Linked DNA regions of Homo sapiens: region 1 is linked to region 2. Evidence: read pairs that join two places in POLR2A ChIA-PET (ENCODE). Cell type or tissue: HepG2. All regions are shown on one strand. Each heading gives the region's core, and the rest is flanking DNA. Links, peaks and the distances in the headings are about the cores only. Region 1 has its middle 26 kb from the start of MIR4448. Region 2 overlaps ABCC5 (ATP binding cassette subfamily C member 5).

Region 1 (5,373 bases), core at 158-5,157, 76 kb after region 2:
AATGTCTAGAGGCAGGCAAGCCCCCTGTATTTGTTCCCATTCACTCCCATGGGCACTGGGACACATTGGACAAGTTAAACACAACCGCAAGGAATGGAATTCTCCTTCTGTGTTCAGGTGCATGGAGGTAACTGGAGGGGGGTCTCTTCTGCCTAGTTCTCATTCCTTCCACCTCTAGTGGTCTCTGTAGCTCCTTATTTTTATCTCCTCCCTTTCCTAGTCAGGGAGAAGTAGGGGGTGGGCCTACCTTGCTGGAGTGGGGGTGTGGGGCGGAGCAACTTCCAGGCACTGAGTGTGGAGTGGGTACTGGGTTTGGGTCGCTCTAGAAGGGGAAAGGGGTGTTCTTTTGTTCTGAGATCTATCCACAGGAGGGGGTGTTGCGGGATCTACAGTGAGGGTCAGTCTGCTATGGGAAACGGCCCCTGCCTGGGCACAGGCCCATGGCTAAAGCTGTTGATCCAGCATTCCTTAACCACTGTTTCTCCAAGGGCCATGGAAGGGGCTCTCCCCTGGATGGGGTCTGCAGACAGACAAGGGAGGAGAAGAAAGAATACACCAGCTCTGAGGCCCTGGGGCAGCCTCAGGCGGGAAGCACACGCCAGGCCCGGGGGCAGCCTGAGCCACACGGAGGCCTCTGAGGCCAGGCCGGAACCTTTGGAAGTGTGACTAGCTCTGCTTCCTCGTGTGTGTGTTCTCTTAGCCTATAGGAACCTTCCTTGTGAGAATGCCAGCCTGTCACAGCTGGGAGGCAGCTGTGGAAAGAGAACACTGAATTTGGAGACTGAAGGCCTGGGTAGAATTGTGGCCGCCCTCCCACTTCCTTGAGCAAATCACTACACCTGCTGAGCCTTGCCTTCATCTGTGAGGGGATGAAGCCTTCACATAATAGCCTTCACCGTGCTGTAGAGGGGATAGATTTAGAAATTTGGTGTGGAAATACCTCATATAGGGAAGGGGCGCAGCCGCGTCATCTGTCATCTTAGTTGAATTGTTTTTGTTTTGTTTTGAGACGAAGTCTCGCTCTGTCACCCAGGCTGGAGTGCAGTGGTGTGATCTCGGCTCACTGCAACCTCCGCCTACCAGGTTCAAGCGATTCTCCTGCCTCAGCCTCCCGAGTAGCTGGGATTACAGGCACCCATCACACCTAGCTAATTTTTGTGTTTTCAGTAGAGATGGGGTTTCACCATGTTGGCCAGGCTGGTCTCGAACTCCTGATCTCGGGTGATCCACCCACCTCAGCCTCCCAAAGTGTTGGGATTACAGGTGTGAGCCACTGCGACCTGCCTGAGTTGTTCTTAGAGGAGCAGAGGCTGAGTGTTGTCCATTCTTGGCCTAGAAGTCAAACAAGGAAACAGAGAGGCCTGTGGTCTGGGGGGCAGGCATGGCTGGAATCATAAGGATATCACTGAGGGGGAAGGTGCAACTTGGACAGGGGCTGCCACAGGGTCAGCCACTCTGCATGGGAACTCCTGTAAGGGGGACCGTGTGGCCCACCTCCACCTGCTCACTGAGGAGGCCGCAGCTCACAATCAGACACGGAGGGCCTTGGCTGGGCGCAGGAGGGGCCGGTCACCCAGGGCCTCCGCTCCAAATCTGTGTTCCTGTGACCTGCCACCCTGGAATCTGATCGCACCCTGGCCCGTTGTGCTGGGTAGTCTCTGTTCCCAGTACCGTGTCCCAGCCTTAGCTGCCAGCATGCTGTCACCCTTGGGCACAGAGGGAGGGTAGGAAGTTTGTCAAAGTTCAACACACTTGGAAATGTTGAGCAGGCAAATCTCCTTTTGGGATGATAAACTTTAAGAAACAGCTACAGGCCGGGTGCGGTGGCTCACGCCTGTAAACCCAAAGAAAGTTGAGAACTGGCGCCTGCCCTTGAACTGCTCATGCTGTGTAATCAAGGCGGGGCGAACACAGTGATAACAGGGCAAGTCTCAGCCCAGAACAAAGCAAGGGCCACTGTGGGAGACGGTTGGTGTGTTTGGAGGTAGTAGAGATTGGCGGAGTAGCTAGTGAAGCTTTCAGAGGCCTGCAGTCTCTTCAGCAGTATTTTGAGGAGGGAGGAACGTGATTTGTTGGAAACAGAAGGCAGGGGTTTGTGGAAATTGCAGCAGTATTACTATCTGCACAAGCATAGTACAAATAGCACTTCCATAGCACAATCCATAGCACTTTCACACCAGCTCAGCTTATCCCCCAGCAGCCCTGTGGGGTAAGCACTGTTATCATCACATCAACCTGAGATAAGGTAGGTAGAAATTCTAGAGATGGAGATGCAGGGGTGAGGTGCTCTGAGCAGAGGGAACTGCAGACGCTTGTTAACAACCTCTCCAAACAGGTAGGGGCTCCAGGCCTCTGATATCTCTGTCCCTTGACTTTTAAAAAATTTAGTAAAATAGATGCAACATAAATTTTAGCATTTTAACCATTTTTAAATGAACAGTTCAGTGGGATTAAGTACATTCACATCATTGTGCTATCATCGTGACCATCCATTTCCAGAACACTTTTTCATCTTTCCAGACTGAAACTCTGTACCCACTGAACACTGTCCCTTGACTCTCTAAGCCTCAAGTGGAAATGGGTCTCTGTCATGACTGGCATTATGCCTATGGATTCCCTAACACATCTTTGCAAACACTCTTTTTTTTTTTTTTTTTTTTGAGATGGAGTCTCGCTCTATCACCCAGGCGGGAGTGCAGTGCTGCGATCTCAGCTCACTGCAACCTCTGCCTCCCAGGATCAAGCGATTCTCCTGCCTCAGCCTCCTGAGTAGATGGGATTACAGGCACACACCACCACACCTGGCTAATTTTTTGTATTTTTAGTAGAGACGGAGTTTCACCATGTTGGTCAGGCTGGTCTCGATCACCTGACCTCGTGATCTACCCACCTCTACCTCCCAAAGTGCTGAGATTACAGGTGTGAGCCACTGCGCCAGGCCTGCAAACAGTCTCTTAATTAAACTATCCTCAATGTACCCCACTGGACTGTGACATCATTCTCTTGCTGGGCATTGGTACAGTAGCTCTATGATGCAATTTGCTAAAATGATCTTATCTCCATTGTACAAATAAGAAGCTGAGGCAAGAGGAAGCTAAATAATTGCCCAAGGTCACAAAACCAGTAAGAGATAGATCTGGGATTTAAACTCCAGCAGTCTGGTTCCAAGATAGTTGAAACCTAAGAGAAGGCTACATAGTTGAATATGGTGGTGCCGCTGTAGTCCCAGAGACTCAGGAGGCTGTGGCAGGAGGATTGGTTGAGCCCAGGAATTTGAGGTTACAGTGAGCTATGATCATGCCACTGCACTGCAGCCTGGGTGACACAGTGAGACACTGTTGAAAGAAAGAAAGAAAGAATGAGAGAGAGAGAGAGAAAGAGAGGGAGAAAGAAAAAGAAAAGAGAGAAAGAAAAAGGAAGAAAGAAAGAAGGAAAGAAAGAACGAAAGAAAGAAAAAGAACGAACAAACGAATGGGAGAGAGAGAGACAGAAAGAGAGAAGGAGAGAAAGAAAGAAAACAAAGGAGAAAGAAAGAGGCCAGGCATGGTGGCTCACACCTGTAATCCCAGCACTTTGGGAGGCTGAGGTGGGCGGATCAGGAGTTCAAAACCAGCCTGGCCAACATGGTGAAACTCCATGTCTATTAAAACTACAAAAATTAGCTGGGCGTGGTGGTGGGCGCCAGTAATCCCAGCACTTGGTACTCGGGAGGCTGAGGCAGGAGAAAGAACCGAGAGAGAGAGAGAGGAGAGAGAGAGAGAGAGAGAGAGAAGGCAGAGGGGCAAGGGGAGAGAGAGACAGAGAGAAGGCTACAGAGAAACATGGGGATTCAGCACAAGCTGAAGAGACCTCAGGAAGGCTGCTGCACATCTGGGCGGAGGAGAGCAGGAGTAGGAGCCCAGCCTCAGGCGTGTTGAGATGGAAGAGCATGTCCTGATGGGAGACACTGCCACTGCTAGCGGCTGCCTGCCCCTTGTCCCTCCCTGAGCTGAGCCATGCAGTCAGCTGACCCTGCCATGAAGAGGCTGTGAGGAGCCTCACCAGGGATGAGCTCCGAGGGCCAGAGGTGAGGATGATGCTGATATAGGAGTGAAGGTGTCTCAACCTGTCCCGGGCCACAGCCTTGCCACCCTGGTGAGTGGCATGGCCCGGGTGTGACTGATGTGACCAAATGGATTTACTCCACTGGGGAAGGGCTCCTGGGTTTGCCTCCCTCCACAGCACTGCCTGGGAGCACCAGCATAAAAGCAAGGCCAGGCGCCTGGAAGAGCGGGGAGAGAGTGGTGGCCACAGTGTGTCAGAGCCTTGGGACCGAGAAGCAAAAGTGAGGAGAGGAGACACAGGACCAGGGAGATGCTCTCCCTGCTCAGTGGGCTGGCTTTACTGGCCATCTCCTTCCTGCTCCTGAAACTTGGCACCTTCTGCTGGGACAGGAGCTGTCTTCCTCCTGGCCCACTCCCCTTCCCCATCCTTGGAAACCTGTGGCAGCTATGCTTTCAGCTGCACCCAGAGACACTGCTCCAGGTAGGAAGCCTGTGCTCAAGCTGGAGGCCCTAAAGGGGTGGACAGATGAACCCCTCTTCTCTCTCAGACCAGCGGCACTGGAGACAGAAAGAAGGAACAGAGGTCAGACACGTGTGGGGTGAATCCTGGTCTTACCATTCATTAGCTGGGAGGCTTTGAGCCTCAGTTTCCTCGCCTGTCAAATGCAGGGTGGGAGGGGGATTGCAGAAATTGTGGACTTCGTGCAGAATCTAAGAAGTCTAATCTAAGAAATTCTGAGTGCAGGAGAAGTCCACTGCCAATGGAACAGGGTGGCGAAAACCACTGAACAGAGCTCAACTCCAGGAGAGCACTGTGTGTGGCTGGAAGAAGTTTTCTGAAAAGCCACTTGAGATGGGAGTTGGGGGGAATGGGACCCCCACAAGGGCACATTCAAGTGACGTTACTCAAGGAATCTGTGCACAAAGCCACCACCAGGGTAGCTGGAGCCTCAGCTGAAGGGCGCTGTTGGATTGAGTGGGTGGGACTGGGGTGCTGCTGAGAATGATTGTGGGCAGGACACTGTCTTTCCTAAGGCCATGTTCAGCCCTCTTCTTATTCACACTCAACACATTTTTAAAAAATATCTGGTTGGCGCTATCAGACAATTATGATCCTCAGGCTTCCCACGCAGTGGAAAGAGCACTGTACTGGGAGTCAGGAGACCTGGGTTCTAGGTCTTCATCTTTTACTGTCTTTTTTGGCCTGTTTTTTTGGGGGTTTTGTTTATTGTTTTGTTTTGAAACGGAGTCTTGCTCTGTTGCCCAGGCCGAAGTACAATGGCACAATCTCAGCTCACTGCAAACTCCACCTCCCGGGTTCAAGCGATTC
Region 2 (5,373 bases), core at 211-5,210:
TGCCCAGGGTGGTCTTGAACTCCTGAGCTCAACCGATCCTTCCAAAGTGTCAGGATTACAGGCGCGAGCCACCATGCCCAGCTGAGATCTGTTTTTTACTGTTTCACAATAATTGCTGGAAATATTTGTAATAATGTGACTTTCACTGCTAAGACAGAAAAGGAAGATAAGGAAATTGAGGAAAATGAAGCTTCTGCTTCTACAACAGGAAAGCATAAACGTTTGAGTTACTTTTAGAGTAAACGGGGGATAAGTGTGTCTAGATTCTTGACCCACCCTCTTCTGCCACAGTCAGACTTAGAATGCACTTTTGCATGCACTTTTGTTAATCTAATGAACGAACATTTATACACTTTCTAGTTAGTAAATACGTGTAACTTTATATTTCAGCTCATGAGATCCTTTGCTGCGTGCTGCAGGGAAGTGTAGAGCTCTTCAGCTGTGCAGCCAGGATAAGAACTCACGTTCTGTTCTCCCTGCTGCTGCTGTGACAGGGGAGGCACGTGTACATCCAGGCTCTTTCTGTGTGGCAGGGCTGTTTAATTGGGGCTGATGGAAATTTTTGTCATAGGAAATGGGCAATCAGATTTTCAGTTAGTAGTGAAATAATTGACTCTCAATCCATATTGGGAAACAGAAGATAAAACATTTGGTAATAAAAATGTAAATTTTAGAACATAGAACACAAAGAGTGGTCCATAAGCTGGGCGCGGCAGCTCACACCTATAATCCCAACACTTTGGGAGGCTGAGGTGGGCGGATCACGAGGTCAAGAGATCAAGACCATCCTGGCCAACATGGTGAAACCCCGTGTCTACTAAAAATACAAAAATTAGCTGGGCATGGTGGTGCACGCCTGTAACCCCCCTACTCGGAGGCTGAGACATGAGAATTGCTTGAACCGGGGAGGCTGAGATTGCAGTGATCCAAGATCATGCCACTGCACTCCGGCCTGGGCAACAGAGCGAGACTCCATCTCAAAAATAAAATAAAATAAAAACAGGGCCGGGCGCGGTGGCTCATGCCTGTAATCCCAGCACTTTGGGAGGCCAAGGCAGGTGGATCATGAGGTCAGGAGTTCGAAACCAGCCTGACCAACATGGTGAAACCCCACCTCTACTAAAAATACAAAAATTAGCCAGGCATGGTGGCACATCCCTGTAATCCCAGCTACTCAGGAGGCTGAGGCAGGAGAATTGCTTGAACCCGGGAGGTGGAGGTTGCAATGAGCCGAGATTGCGCCACTGCACTCCAGCCTGGGTGACAGAGGGAGACTCTATCTCAAAAAAACCCAAAAAAACAAAGAGCGGACCCTAATGTAACCTATGGACTTCAGTTAATAATGAATCTGTATTGGCTCATCAATTGTAACAAAGGTACCACACTAATGGAAGATGTTAATAATAGGAAAAACAGATGAGGAGGACGGGAGAGGTACAGAGGTATATGGGAGCATTCTGTACTATCTGATTAGTTTTTCTGTAAAACCTAAAGATGCTAAAAAAAAAAAAAAGAAAACTGTTTAAAATTTTTAAATATCTAGCTTAATGTTCCCCAATGGGTTCAAATCATACAAAGTTAGTGTTTAACCTCCTGACCCTTGCTTGGAATTTCTCAGTTAAGATGAGTCCAGTTTGCAGTTTGAGCTGTTTCATCAGTTCCGTTTGCCTCTCGCCTGTGTATTAACTGTGCTCTTGCCTTTCTCCCTATCTGCTGGAACAGTTGGAATGCCAAGATGCCTTGGAAACAGCAGCCCGAGCCGAGGGCCTCTCTCTTGATGCCTCCATGCATTCTCAGCTCAGAATCCTGGATGAGGAGCATCCCAAGGGAAAGTACCATCATGGCTTGAGTGCTCTGAAGCCCATCCGGACTACTTCCAAGTAAGATGCCGTGCTGAGTGATGACAGTGAAGCATCAAAGGCCTTTTTTTTTTTTTTTTTTTTTTTTTGAGATGGAGTCTTGCTCTGTCGCCAGTGGCATGATCTCGGCTCACTGCAACCTCCGCCTCCTGGGTTCAAGTGATTCTCCTGCCTCTCAGCCTCCTGAGTAGCTGGGACTACAGGCGTGCACCACCACCAAGCCCAGCTAATTTTTTTGTATTTTTAGTAGAGACGGGGTTACACCATATTGGCCAGGATAGTCTCAATCTCCTGACCTCATGATCTGCCCGCCTCGGCCTCCCAAAGTGCTGGGATTACAGGTGTGAGCCACCGCGCCCGGCCCATCAAAGCCGTTTTAGAACATTCAGGCTAAGATTAGATCATCTGGGGAGACTGGTCTTTAGCTAAGAGCTGTGTTCACTAAACAGTGTCCATTAAACACGGGCTGCCCTCTCCGTGCGTGTTGATAGCTTTGTGATTTCGGTTTTCTCTCCTTAGACACCAGCACCCAGTGGACAATGCTGGGCTTTTTTCCTGTATGACTTTTTCGTGGCTTTCTTCTCTGGCCCGTGTGGCCCACAAGAAGGGGGAGCTCTCAATGGAAGACGTGTGGTCTCTGTCCAAGCACGAGTCTTCTGACGTGAACTGCAGAAGGTAGGCGCCTCTGGTCCACCCTCATCTCCCCCATGCCGGGTGGGCAGGGCCTGAGCTAGGAGTGTGAAGTCCACAGCTCTGTGTCTTTAAAGAGCCGAGCTGTCCAGTGGAGGGCGGGCGGCCTGGGGATGACTTTCTCTTTGCTCTTTTGCTTTATCTCCTATTTCACCTTTGATCCTGTTTTAACCACGGGCTTTCTCTCTCTCTCTCAGCCCCGCTTCTCTTCCTGAGTCTGCAGGGAGATTATGTTGCTGCCTTGTGACAGAATACATTTTTGTGGTAGCTGATTGTCATGATTAAAATGTAGTTTACAACTTTACATTTTACCACAGGAACCTTCAGAAAGGGTTGGGGGCCCCTGAAAAAGAAAGTTCTTATTCACAAATTGCATTCAGGGATCATTTTCCTGGGTGGAAAGAAAGGCTTTTGCTCTCATCATTTTCTGTATCCTGGGAGGCTCCTTATACAGGGTAAATGTGTAGTTCCCTAGGAAGGGTATTTTTTCCCAGAAGGTGAAGACTATGTACATAATTTTAAAGGAGAGACTTGTGTGAGTGGTGGCAAAACCTGGAGACAAAAAGTGGTGGCAGGCGGGGAGCTAGGTGTGCCTTTCCCCCGAGGAGATGTGTAACGAGGACGTGTGCCCTTGTTAAGACTAGAGAGACTGTGGCAAGAAGAGCTGAATGAAGTTGGGCCAGACGCTGCTTCCCTGCGAAGGGTTGTGTGGATCTTCTGCCGCACCAGGCTCATCCTGTCCATCGTGTGCCTGATGATCACGCAGCTGGCTGGCTTCAGTGGACCAGTAAGTTCTAACCATCCTTTCCGACAGTCTCCAGGGGCCCGGCCACGGCCAGCTCTAACACTCTTATTCTGTTGCAGAGGTTGTGCTCAGCTTTGGGCTAGGTAGCAGTCTTAGAGATGCCTTCAGGTCTGTTGAAAGGGGTCGATGGATTTTGGCAACAGCTGGAAGGATGAAAGGGCAGTGTTGCCAGAGAAGAAATGGAACTGGCTTGATTTCTGGGTGGGGGTGAAATGGAACTGACTCCAGTTCTGCACAGGACTGTGCTTCTCGGTTGTGTGTTAACATGAACTGACAGTCGGTGCAGGCAGATGTGTCTTGCAGTGCTATGAGTGGGTGAGAGCACGTTGTGTGGCCCGGGCTGGTGAGCCAGCACCGGGAACATACCAAGTGCCTGGAGGCAGTTATCACATGTTTGGCAGGTCTGTGGCAAATAAGCCCTGAGAAAACTAGAGGACTGTCGAGGATTTTAGAGTCTGACCTGGAGTCCGTTTAAGTTTGGCTTATAGTGTGACTGTGTGGCAAGTGTTGGGGTGGCAGCCGTGGTTTTCCCCAGTCTGTACTGATGCAGAGTAGACAAGAGAGCCTTTGACGTTCACTCTGTTTCCTGGGCACCTGTTTCTTACACCTGCTGTGCTGCCTTACACTTGAGACCTTGATTAAATCTATTCTCTACACATTTGCCTTGAGGCATCGGAGCAGTAGTACTGCTTGTACTGTGCGTTTTCCATATGTGGGTAAGCTGGAGGTTCATGGTTTTGGTAAGTATGTGCCTAAGATGCATGGCAATTAGGTAAAACTAATTTGCAGTTTTGTTTTTGTTTTTATTTTTTTAACGTTTGATGCCTCTTGTTAAAGTTTTGATCTCTTTTCTGAAGCAGAGAACACTACTTTTCTGGTATTGGGTTTCTATATTATTAATAATTGACCAACTAACATACTTTATATAAAAGTTTTAAGTAAGAAGGACCATGTAACTGAAATGTTGTGTTATGTAATTTACCAAAATGGCAAACATTTTCATAGAGCCAGCTTCCCCCAAGAAGAGCTTCTGTCATTGTTTCACTACAGGGCTGGTGGCTGCTCTGATCTCATAGAATTCATTCCTCTGGGTAGCACCATATGCAGGCTTTGCGAATAAAGTGATCATGGGCTTTCTTGATTCCATTTGGCCAATGCAAGAACTTCATTGGCTCCCCTCTAAAAAAAATTCCATGGATTGCTGGGATTTTTATTTTTTATTTTTTGAAAAAAATGGTACCTATCCGTATTCAGCTTGGTGGCTTCACAGTCCCTCCCCTGAACATCCGTATATTCCTTATTCTCTCATTTATGGTGCAGAACACTGGGGTACTAACCTCTAGGAAACTGTTCTAGCTGCCAGGGAAAGCTAAGAGCCCTCCTTTAACAGGAAAGCAGCAGCATGCTTTTTCTTCTCTCTGCCGTTTCAGGGAAGAGCACCTTAAGGCCAGTGTTATTTCATGGGATTCTGCCCTAGAGCTGAGAAAGTAATGGACTCATCCATAATCTCTTTTATAGATTTGAAAGTGTAAACAATACACACTTCCTTTTTTGGAACTCCAATTCTAATATGTTTCTTTTTCATTGGAAATTGAAAAACCAGGCTGGTTTTGAGATTAGTACTAGCAGTGAGTAAACCTCCTGTCTGTGGACTTAAATCCTTTTGAGGAACATTTCGTTTTAGATTTTTACAAGTTTTCTAATCTGGCACGACTTTCAAACTAGCTTAATCTGTTCTTACAGAAACCTGTGTAAGGACAGACTGCCCACATACGGGCTCCCCAAATAAAATGGCATTTTTATTTCTTGTCCCTGCTCGGGTTTCACCGAACCTTGGTAGCCATAATCAGAACAAATGAAACACAGTCAAGTTGTTGTGTTCTGTTTGTTTTTACCTGCCAGCCAGCTGATGCTGACATTTATACACCAAGATGATCCAAGGTTTTGGTGACGCCGGTGGGGACTGCCGCTATATGTGCAGGGTGCCCGGGGGTCATAGTAATGTTAATGGAGTACCAG

The links. ChIA-PET counts read pairs that join two places held together with the same protein. Peaks named below come from ENCODE experiments on the same cell type or tissue, not always from the same donor. Only the 100,000 strongest peaks of a DNase experiment are listed, where the experiment ranks them.
Region 1: POLR2A ChIA-PET joins it to region 2 with 11 read pairs; 4 of 35 experiments call an interaction of 5 or more read pairs at or near these places.

What each region holds. Positions count from the first base shown.
Region 1 is chr3:183,909,917-183,915,289 of GRCh38, reverse strand. No RefSeq gene overlaps it. Among named protein-coding and RNA genes, the nearest start is that of MIR4448, 26 kb to the right of the region's middle. In HepG2, for the core only: no CTCF peak of the experiment used is centred there; DNase peaks (open chromatin) are centred at 1,929 and 3,039; H3K4me3 peaks cover 747 bases.
Region 2 is chr3:183,985,733-183,991,105 of GRCh38, reverse strand. It overlaps ABCC5 (ATP binding cassette subfamily C member 5), which reads left to right. Exons shown (of 30, transcript NM_005688.4): 3 at 1,723-1,880; 4 at 2,379-2,534; 5 at 3,189-3,336. Among named protein-coding and RNA genes, the nearest start is that of ABCC5-AS1, 18 kb to the left of the region's middle. RefSeq lists an enhancer at 533-1,033. In HepG2, for the core only: no CTCF peak of the experiment used is centred there; a DNase peak (open chromatin) is centred at 2,675.